Linked DNA regions of Homo sapiens: regions 1 and 3 are each linked to region 2. Evidence: chromatin contacts called from ENCODE Hi-C or POLR2A ChIA-PET data. All regions are on one chromosome and are shown on one strand. Each heading gives the region's core, a stretch centred on a gene start or an enhancer-like site at or near the end of the contact. The rest is flanking DNA. Distances are from core to core; before and after follow the strand shown.

What was found. A loop is a pair of places that touch in the nucleus more often than their neighbours do. ChIA-PET counts read pairs that join two places held with the same protein, here RNA polymerase II (POLR2A). Pooled maps may share reads with other maps.
Region 1: a loop to region 2 is called in a pooled map, with 4 times the contacts of the local background. The contact joins two enhancer-like sites. A Hi-C loop is called at or near these places in 2 of 168 maps with a recorded cell type or tissue (PC-9 and endothelial cell of umbilical vein) and 4 of 50 pooled maps. POLR2A ChIA-PET finds 5 or more read pairs at or near these places in 1 of 52 experiments (A549).
Region 3: a map of Caco-2 shows a loop between it and region 2 (2.6-fold over the local background). The contact joins two enhancer-like sites. A Hi-C loop is called at or near these places in 1 of 168 maps with a recorded cell type or tissue (Caco-2). POLR2A ChIA-PET finds 5 or more read pairs at or near these places in 2 of 52 experiments (IMR-90 and endothelial cell of umbilical vein).

The regions. Positions count from the first base shown.
Region 1 is chr9:107,766,574-107,770,186 of GRCh38, reverse strand. The region is part of intron 2 of LOC105376208 (a long non-coding RNA gene); the gene reads right to left. The region is part of intron 2 of LOC105376209 (a long non-coding RNA gene); the gene reads left to right. Among named protein-coding and RNA genes, the nearest start is that of KLF4, 280 kb to the right of the region's middle. Within about 2 kb of position 1,823, at least 5 of the 41 ENCODE cell types and tissues checked have a DNase peak (open chromatin) inside an H3K27ac peak, as active enhancers do.
Region 2 is chr9:107,586,205-107,589,696 of GRCh38, reverse strand. The region is part of intron 4 of LOC105376205 (a long non-coding RNA gene); the gene reads right to left. Among named protein-coding and RNA genes, the nearest start is that of KLF4, 98 kb to the right of the region's middle. RefSeq lists enhancers at 1,296-1,820, 1,821-2,346. Within about 2 kb of position 2,141, at least 21 of the 41 ENCODE cell types and tissues checked have a DNase peak (open chromatin) inside an H3K27ac peak, as active enhancers do.
Region 3 is chr9:107,792,631-107,796,229 of GRCh38, reverse strand. All of the region lies in intron 2 of LOC105376208 (a long non-coding RNA gene), which reads right to left. The region is part of intron 2 of LOC105376209 (a long non-coding RNA gene); the gene reads left to right. Among named protein-coding and RNA genes, the nearest start is that of KLF4, 300 kb to the right of the region's middle. Within about 2 kb of position 1,714, at least 2 of the 41 ENCODE cell types and tissues checked have a DNase peak (open chromatin) inside an H3K27ac peak, as active enhancers do.

The DNA.
Region 1 (3,613 bases), core at 574-3,073, 180 kb before region 2:
TGTGGTCAGCACAATGCAAGTGGGAGGAAGCCTGCATCAGCCAGGGCGTGAATGAGGGCTGCAAGTCAGGAGCTCAGCACCTCCCATCCATCTGCCTTACCTCCCACAATTTAACTATTACCCTCACCGCCCACCCCCAAGATCAGGACAGGAGAGAAGATGCTGGGATTGTATGCGTGCTTCTGTGTTGGCCTTGCAGTGAGAGATGATCAAGAAATACTTAGAAACTCTATGTGCATGCAATTTGGGTACCTCCTGAGTGTGAAGAGCTCATTGATCCCATTGCAAGTATTGGTGGGCCATCAGATGAAAGCTCCAAATTCATAGTCCCCCTAAGAAAACCACCCCATTAAAACACTAATGAACACACTAGCAGGAAGGGAATGGAGGAGAGAAAAGGAAGCAGATGATATTCTTTCAAAACCAAGGATTCCTCAGTAATTCTTTTCCAGGTTTCCAATTCTAGCTCTATGAGAATCATCCACTGTTATCTTGGGGAAGTGACTTGATCTTTCTCAAGTGACTTCGTCTGTAAAAGGGTGGTAGTAATACTCATCACTGGGCATGGTGGCTTAACACAGTGCCCAGCATCCAGTAGGACTTCAATAAATGGTAGGTCCTTTCATTGTCCTTCTCTGTGGAAACAAAGGCTAACAGAACAGAAGTCCTGGAGCTTACAAGAAACTCTAAAAATGAACAAGTTGGAGCCAAAAGGAGGCTGGGAGAGTAGGAATCTTTTGAGCCCTGTAGCATGATGGGGATGAAACTGGTGGGGATGAGGAAGAGAATGAGGCTAATGAGCAGGAAGGGATGGGAATAACCAGGCAGCAGCAGCAGCAAGCACAGTACCTCTGGTTTAGAAGGCTCTGGCCTCTTCCTGCAGACGAAGGGACTGGGGCTCCTGGCAACCTTTGCTGCCTGTCGCACTGTGAGATGAAAGAGACACCGAGGGTATGGGAGGGGGATTGAGAATGAGAAAGGGGCCCCACTTTGGCCCCAGCCTCTAGCGTGACAAGTAAGAGGAGAGGCTCTGGATTCTAGTCCCCCGCTCCCCTGTTTTCTAAGTTATGACCTCCGTAACCCCAGGCAAGTCAGCTTACATCTCTGAGCCTCAGATACCTCATTTGTAAAATGGGCATAATGATAATTCATAACTCAGAATGTCGCAGAAATGGTTAATTGAGGGAAAGTTATGTAAAGCACTTAGTATAGTTTATTCATTTAGAAAACACTCAGAAGTTGTCGTTATTGCTCTTATTATTATTATTATATTTTATCTTAATGATTGTTACAGGGCCCCTGTGAAGTCGCTTTTATGCAACTCTTTTATGCTCTTTGAAAAGTCTCTGTAACAGAATCCCGCATTGTGGCTCAAAATGAGTTAATGCTGCCAAACGTCAAATGGGGTTGCATTCATTGCTATTCACTGGGCCACTCTGAACCTCAGTTTCCTCATCTGAAACCCAGGATGGTCTGGACACTGCAGGGTTATTGGGAGGACTCCACGAGGCAGGAAATGGAAAGTGGCAAGCACCAGGCTTGGCACAGAGAAAGGCTTGAGAAATGGGAGTTCCCTTTCTTTTCCTGCTGGCTTCCTGGGAAAGTGCACAAATCCAGGTTAAGGACCCCCTGGGGCTTCTCTGGTCACCTGACCGGAGAGTTAGGGTGGAGAGCAGGAAGGGGGTGGTGTGATGTGGAACAGGTCAATTTCTTTTTCCCTGTGACCCTGCAGTTTGGAAACACACTCCCTATCTGTAGTGCTATTCTCCTGCCGGTCGGTCCCACCGTGGTCATTCCCAGAACAATGGCAGGATACAGGCCTGTGCTTACGAGCAATGGCATGCAGCCGTTTGAGCCAGGTTGAGTTGGACCAGGCCAAACGGGGCTTATCCTAGGCATAGAGAGGGCCAACAGCCTCGACATCAAATGCAGCAGCCTCCTGCTGCGGCCCTGGAGTTTTCACCTACTGCAATTGTCAGGGAGATCCAAGAGTTAAGTCCAAGGAGTTAGGGAGTTCTTGGAGACCTGGCCGAGAGGTGACAGAGGGACTCAAGGCTCCCTGGAGCATTGATTTGAGGGGCTCCACACTTGCAGATTTCCCTCCCACTCCTATGGGCACCAGTTGGAGTTTGGATTCCTAGTGTACCCTAACAGATCTTTACCAGACCCTATGCTTTCCCTGATGATAATATAATAAGCTGCCAGTTTTTTACTGGCCAATTACTAAGCACAGTCAAATCATTATTTGCAGATTCCATATTTGCAAATTTGCTTACTCGCTAAATTTACTTATAACCCCAATATTAACATGTGCAGTGTTTCGGCATTTTCATGGCTGTTCACAGACAAGCACAGAACAGCAAAAAAAAATAGTTGCTTGATGCACACACACATTCCCAGCTGAGCGAGGCCATGCTGTACCTTCTTTATTTTCTTTTATTTTTTTTTTCCAAGATGGAGTCTCACTCCGTCACCCAGGCTAGAGTGTAGTGGCGTGATCTCAGCTCACTGCAACCTCCTCCTCACGGGTTCAAGAGATTCTCCTGCCTCAGCCTCCTGAGTAGCTGGGATTACAGGTGCATGCCACCATGCCCAGCTAATTGTTGTATTTTTAGTAGAGATGAGGTTTCACCATGTTGGCCAGGCTGGTCTCACACTCCTGACCTCAGGTGATCCACCCTCCTTGGCCTCCCAAATGCTGGGATTATAGGTGTGAGCCATCACTTGCGGCCCTCTACCTTTTTTTTCAGCTCTCATCCTATCAACAGGTGTCCTTTCTGCAGTCTATTTAGTGCCATAAATTTCACTTTTTTTTTTTTTTTGCTTTTATTGGAGATTTTACTGTTTGAAATGGTCTCCAGATATAGTGCTGAAGTGCTGTCTGGTGTGTTTAAGTGCAAGAGAGCAGTGATGTACCTTCAGAGAGAATATACATATTAGATACGCTTCATTCAGATATGACTTAAAGTATTCTTAGGCATGAGTTTAATATTAATGAATCAACAATGATATTAAATAAGGTACCTTTAAAAAGAAACACACATACATCATGGTTATGTATTGATCAGTTGACAAAGATGTTGTGACCAGAGATTTTTCAGGAACCTAATCCTGTATTTCCAGTAAGAGCAATGGCTCACTATTCCAGTAATTCAGTGTTTGCAGTGACTTTATAGAACATAATTGCCTCAGAAAAATGGAATGCCACTGTATTTGTTATTTTATGTAATCCTCCAAACAGCCACGGAAATAAATATTATTGTTTCCATTTTACAGAGGTGACAATTGAGGCAGAAGGAAATGGGCTTTCCTAAGGTCACCCTGCCCAAAAGTGGATTAAACTGATCTGCCTGTAGTGTTTGCATCCTTCCCCCTGCACTGGGCTGCTGTTTGAGGGACTACTTCCCAGAGGGCTGGTGTGGCTCTCACATTCATATGAGCAGGATGTGTGAGCAGGCCCAGAGCACTGAGATACAGCCTTGTTCTCACCTTATGAGGAAACTGAAGTCTGAAGAGAGCAAGTGTTAGATCCAAGAGACTCATGGCGGCTGACCAGAGACCCACTGCAACATTTGCATCCTCTGCCTTTACTAGAGAGTACTACATGAAGTAA
Region 2 (3,492 bases), core at 892-3,391:
TCTCTGAGCCTCAAGAGAAATTTACTGCAGACCACACATCGGCAGCCATGAGAGGGAAGGCGGAAGGGCAGGCCAGATGGGACAGTCCCCAGGCAGGACTCTGCACAGGCTCTGGGGCTGTGGGGCTCTGGGCTGACCACAGCCTGGAAGAGCCTAGTGACACCCTGTCACCCCTAGACTCCTCAGTTCCCAGACACCTTGTTCTGATGAAGTGAATGGGGAGGCTGGGCCTGGGGGTGGGAGAATAGCCACATGATAGCCCCTCACCCCTGCATGCCAGCAGGCAGCAGGGAAGGCAGACAGGAGCCCAGAGGGCCAGCAGCAGTGACCACGGGGCCTACATTTTTCTGGCAACGAGGGTTGGCAAGGGAGAACAGACAGAAGCCTGCTATATCAGGCTGGAAAGAGAAGGACTCTCCTCAGCTTGGAGAAATTCCTGCCTAGTACCATTTGCCCATTCCCAGACTAACCAAATGTTAGAGCAGAAAAAGGGGCTTTCTGAGGTCAGCCAACAGGGCCTCCTTACTTTGCAATGGAAAAAAATTAGGTCACACAAAGTTGAAAGCTATTGTAAAGGAGACCAGAACTTGGGTGCCTCAATACCTAGTCCCATGGTCTTCAGGGCATGCATATGAGATCCAGAATCAGGTCACCATGGCTCTGACTCTGGATCTGCCCCCAGCCATCAATCTGCACTATTCTAGAAGCTTCCTTCAGGTTGTAGGTTCTATAGCTCTGAGATAGAGTGGCATGCACTGTGTGTGCACGTGTGTATGTAGTATGCGTCCATTCAACAGCAAATATTTATCGAGTGCTCCATTTAAGGCCCTGGAGATAAAGCAGTTCACAAATAGAGGAAGCCTCTCCACTGTGTCTCTAGGGCTGACTTTCACTACAGAGAGAGCCTCATGCACAATTTGTGCCTAGACTCAAAGGTAGGATGTGTCCTGTGCACACCATCAAGAGCTACAGCCCTTCTCCGGGTCTCCTTGTGCTTCACAGGGGTTTTGGACAAACCTTATGGGAGCATTTCCCCAGCCCCAACCCATGCCCTGACTCCCGCCTCCCATGGCACCCCAGGGTGCTGCTTCGGGCATTTGGTGCCCCGCCTTGCAATCACTGACTTCCTGAGCAACCTGAAGAGGGACTGTACCTACTTCACCTCTTAATCCTTAGCACCTGGTGGATGCAAGCTCCCTAGGAACTCCCGTTGAATAAAGGGATGATTAAATGAAGGCACCGATTCTCAGTTTCTCTCATCTGTAAAATGCAGGTGATAACTATCTGGATGACTCCTGATTTTCCTCCAGATCAGATGAGACATAGGAGATGAAAGGACCTTGGAACTAACGTGCTGTTCTTCCCAAGATACAGTTCTTATTATCCCCCATAAAAATGGCACCAGCTCAGTGTCTCTGAGAAAGGACTCAGCTATAGAGAGCCTCGGTTTTTATCCGGGAGTGTGTGCTTGAGCATGAATATGTGTGTGAGTGTGAGTGTATATGCTGGCCTGGAGAGCCAAATCGACCCCATAAGAAGATGTAATTTCAAGGAGGCTTCAGGGAACCCAGACCTCCTCCCTGTCTGTCCCTATTTACAGGGACATATGGCTGCCAGGCCAGCAGAGCCCCAGAGGAGTTCAGCCCTCAGCCGAGGACAAAGGGAAGGACGGGAAAGAGAAAGCACCCCCAAGAGCCCTTGTCTCTCCATCGTCCGTCCGTCTGTCAGCGGCAGCCAGTGGCTTGCCAGGCAGGACGGAAGCGCTGCCCGGCCATAAATGACCGCTGGCTCCAGGCTGGCCACCCGCCCTGGCCGCCCGCACGGAAGGGCCGGACTTTACCCAGCAAATCGGGAAGGAACTGAAGCCTCTGAACTTGGGACTTGGGCTCCGTCGATAAGGCCAGTGGACAAACAGAGGGCAGGGACCAGGGCTCCCCTTTATACACACAGAAGCCCGGCTCCAGGCTGATACTGCTGAGATCTTTGCCCTTTAGTTCAAACAGGAAATCTTAAAATGGAAAATGAGCTGCGTAAGGAAGGGGCGCGGCCACTAGCTTACAGGGAAGACGGAGCAGGTTGTTCGCCAAAGAACGTTTTGGCTCCACGCGGCCTGGGGTGTTTGGGAGGGGTCAAGGGTCTGCCTGGGGAAGGGAGAAGGCAGCCTGGCAGGTGAGGAAGCCCTATAGGCAGCTGTAGGGCGGGGGGAGTGTCAGAAACCTGGGTCTGAGCCACAATACGCAACTGATCCGTGGTGTGGCTTGTGGGGAATGACTTCACATATAGGAACCTCAATTTCTCCATCCATAAATGTGGCTAGCCATACCATCCACCTAGAGCGCTCACAGAGGATCTGAATGAAGTCATGGTGTGAAAGTGCCATGCAAGTCACAACCCTACATCCTGGCAAGGCCCTCCCCAGAAGGAATTTCACAATCACAAGGGGAAATCCAGAATAACATCTCCAGCCCCCCATGCCACCCCTGTACACCCCCGTGCTGGCAGTTCAAAGAAGAGAAAATTGGGAGAAGAGAAATAATTAGAGAACGCCAGCAGTCTCTCTGCTGAGGTTTCCAAGTAATTATTCACCTGTAAATTACTCCTCTCACCTTAATTCTATCTCCAGATCCTTTAGACAAGGTAAATTCATTTATTTACATCTCTAACTATCCTGCTTTGGTAAACATTCCAACAAGGTTGGATGGCCCATTAAAGAAAAAAACAAGTGAAGAAGCGAGGCAAGCAGGAGAGAGAGAGATTAACTACTGGTCATTACTGGCATTTGCAGAATTACCTCCAAGGGTAATTAATGAGGAATCATGCCAAAGCAAACCTCAACTTGAGCCAAAAAGGAACCCATCACAGCCAGGTGGAAACTACAGGCGGCCCCACTTGCAGATGGCCCTCGCTTCTCACCTGCAGGATGGGACCCTTCCAGGAGGCTCCCCTTAACTCCTTCTGCCTCAGGCAGTGGTGTGGGCTGCACCTTCATTTCAGGAAGAACTCTCCTTATCTGGTGAGGTCACTTTTGACTCACCCCTCTCACTCACAGACCAGCAATCTTTCTGGGCCACCCCCCAACCCAGGCCTGGCCATTTCTGGGCCTGGCACATCTTAGCTGCTCAATAAACAGATGGCTAGGCATGGCGGCTTATACCTGTAATCCCAACACTTTGGGAGGCCAAGGCAGGAGAATCACTTGAAGCCAGGAGTTCAAGACCAGCCTGGGCAACATAGACAGAACCCATCTCTATAAAAATTTTTAGTAGTGACACGCACTGTATTCCCAGCTACTTGGGAGGCTGAGGCAGGAGGATCACTTGCACCCAGGAAATTGAGGTTATAGTGAACCATAATTGTACCACTGCACTCCAGCCTGGATGACAGAGCAAGATCCTGCCTCTAAACAGACAGATAGTAGCTGCTGAGTGAATGGATCAATGTACTATTCATTCTAATTTCCTAAAGCCTCTTGAACTTGCCAAATTTCAAAGT
Region 3 (3,599 bases), core at 465-2,964, 210 kb before region 2:
CTAATATGCAAAGACTGTGAAGTATTTGACTAACATTTACTTGAAGATACAGATACATATTTTACATATATAATCTATATAATATTATTTCAAATATATAAATATGAAATCAGAGTATGTAGCATGAAATAGTACATCTTTTTGTTTTCCACTAACATTTAAGCAGACACATTTTCTCATGTGTATTCTTCCATTTTCATACTGCTGTAAAAAACTGCCCAAGACTGGGTAATTTATAAAGGAAAGAGGTTTAATTGACTCACAGTTCAGCATGGCTGGGGAGACCTCAGGAAACTTACAATCATGGTGGAAGGCAAGGGAGAAACAAGGCACCTTCTTCACAAGGCAGCAAGAAGGAGAAGTGCTAAGCAAAGGGTAAAGAGGCCCTTATAAAACCATCAGATCTTGTGAGAACGCACTCACTATCACAAGAACAGCATGGGGGAAACCATGATCCAATTACCTCCACCTGATCTCTCCCTTGAAATGTGGGGATTATGGGAATTATGGGGACTATAATTCAAGATGAGATTTGGGTGGGGACACGAAACCTAACCATATCATCATGCGTTGACACAGTCTCCATGGGTTTTACTGGATGCATAATACTTTATCAAAGAAATATTTATTTAATTAATCTTTTTAAACTATATATTTAGGTTATAACTGGTTGTTCACTTCTCTCATGGCAATTCTGTCATGAGCAACTTTGAAAGTAAAGCTTTAATTAGAACATTGAGATACATCCCCAGAAATGGAGTATGAGTCTATTAGGTATGAATATCACACAAATTGCCAAATCCTTTCTGAAATGCTGCAATCGCTTCATCTGCAGTGCATTTTCCTTCACTGTCCTCAGGGCCAGCTTCATAGCAGTGCAACCTGGGCAGCCCCAGAGAACCCTCACTCAGAAGGGCCCCATGTTTGGTTTAATGCTTTGTTGGCACCATCTTGAAATTCTTAATAGTTTGAGCTTTGAATATGTGTTTTCTAAGCAAAATCTGATGGAACATGGGAACATACAGGTTACCAGAATAGATTCAGGCAATCTGTGTGCCCCCTGTTCCCTGCTGCCATATTCACATGGAGTGCCAACCACGCCTCGTGAGCACAAAATTCCAGCAGACCCACAGCATGTAGAAGTTCAGTGAGGTTCAAACAAGTATGAGGTAAGAGTGTTATTTCTAGAACTAGGTAAGCCAGGGGGTCGGGGGCTGGGGGCACTGGCCGTCCTAAGAGACCATACTTTTTATTGAAAGCAGAACTTAACTTCAAATGGCCAACAAGCCCTGTCATATGTTTTCTTGCTTGTGTTACTTTCCTGTTTCGGGCAATCATTTAGCCTGGTTTCCTTTTAGGCCATCTTTACTCATCAGTGAGCCAAAGGTAGACAGCATTGGTAGAATGTTCACATATCAAGAAGTGAATTTAAAACAATTGAGTTAGTTTTGTGCACCACTTATACTGTTCTAGTAAGAATGAAATGCATATGCATGTACAAGCTACAGAACATATAGTTCAAAGGTAATGCAAATACAAAATGTAATTTCAGTAATTCTGCACAGGAGATTGAATACTCTTTCTAAATGAATCCAATCAGTTTGAGGGAGCCAGAGCGGGATTTTACTAGCAGCAATCTTCCTTCTTCCTCTTCCATACCTCTTCTAACTGCCTTCTGGCTCAACAGCAGGCTGATAGCTTTTTTGCACAATCTAATCTGTGACAAACCACCAGGCCAGCTTCTCCAGATAGTGACAGATTAATAGCAATGTTGGTTTGAGGGCTAGTCTTTGGTAAAAGGCAACTAGGCTAACATTTCTTTATTGCTATGTGCTCTATGACTCTTAGGTTCTTTATTTACTTGCTTGCTGGTAAATTTTTACTGCCTTGTTCTGCCAAATATTGTTCGCCTTTGGATTAAGGCCTCATTTCTGAAATACAACTTTTGAACTTTGGACTGCAGTAAAATCACTATTGCTATTATGAGTTGACTCTTTATAAAATTACAAAGTTTTTCAGGATAGAAGTTTGGAGAACAGTAAAAAAAAAAAAATTACAAAGTTTTCCTTCTAAGGACATTATTATAGCAAGAGATTATCTGGTAGACAGTGTGCAAAATCTTCTTAGGCTGATAACCCACAGCCTGGAGAAGAACCAACCTAACCTCTACGGCAGAGGGTGAAAGTTAGAATCAACTGAGAAGCTTTAAAAAGCAAGAATGCCTGAGTCTAACTCTCCAACATTTTGACTTAATTGGTCCTGGGTGCATGCTGGGCACTGAGAATTTTACAAACTTTGCAGGTGTTTCTTTATGCAGCTACAGTTTTGAAGCTGCTTAGAGCCACTGCTCTAATATCTCATCTGTTTAAATTCACAGGAGAAAATACACACAACTAGGTCAGGCAGAATGTCCGCTTCTATATCATCAGGATTCAGCCAATAATTCTGGAGCCCCTACTGGCTGACTAATACTAGGCCCTTTGGGAATTGCAAAGATGAATAAGGTAACTCCTCTGTCTCAAGAAGCTTTCAAGAGATTGGGCAAGTGATGATCAGCAAGCTAGTCTGAGAGAAGAGAGAGTATCTAGAACAAGATATACCCATGAGCCAATAGGAGACTCTACCTGTGCATTGCCTTTGGAAGGGAACTTCTGGGGTCTCTTTACAGAGGAAGTGTTGGGTCAGATACTTGTGCATTAGGAAGAAGAGCAAAAAAAATGGCACTCACATCTGGAGATTTTGTCCAAATCCATCCCAAAGCTTCACCACTAATAAAGGCAAAATAAACTTCACCACTAATAAAGGCAAAACAGAAAATGTTTGACTCAACTTATTTTTTTTTTTTTGAGACGGAGTCTTTCTCTGTCACCAGGCTGGAGTGCAGTGGTGCGATCTCAGCTCACTGCAACCTCCACCTCCCAGGTTCAAGCAATTCCTCTGCCTCTGTCTCCCAAGTAGCTGGGACTACAGGCATGTGCCACCACGCCCGGCTAATTTTTTGTATTTTAGTAGAGACGGGGTTTCACCATGTTGGCCAGGATTGTCTCAATCTTCTGACCTCGTGATCCGCCTGCCTCGACCTCCAAAAGTGCTGGGATTACAGGCATGAGCCACTGCTCCCGGCAGACTCAACTTTTTAATAGTAATGTACTTTTCAACAGCTACACAATCATTGACTATCAGTGCATACTAAATAAGGAAAGAATGATGAGGGGATGAAGATTAGAAATCACTCTTTCCCCAGCAGGTTAAATGAACAACAACAAAATCTGTATCTTTGTCTAGATGTGATGGCTAATCTCATGAGTCAACTTAACTGGACCATGGGGTACTCAGATCTTTGGTTAAACATTATTCTGTGCTTATCTGTGAGGGATTTTCTAGATAAGACTAACATTTGAATTAGTAGACTAAGTAAAGCAGATTGCCCTTAGGCCTCATCCAACCTGTCAAAGCCCTGAATTGAACAGAACAAAATTTGCCTGATTGTCTTCAAGCTGGAACACAGGACTTCTGCCTTCAGACTCAGACTTGGACTGGAACTTATACCATCAGCTCTCCTCGGTCTCAGACCTCTGGACTCAGACTGCACTATACCA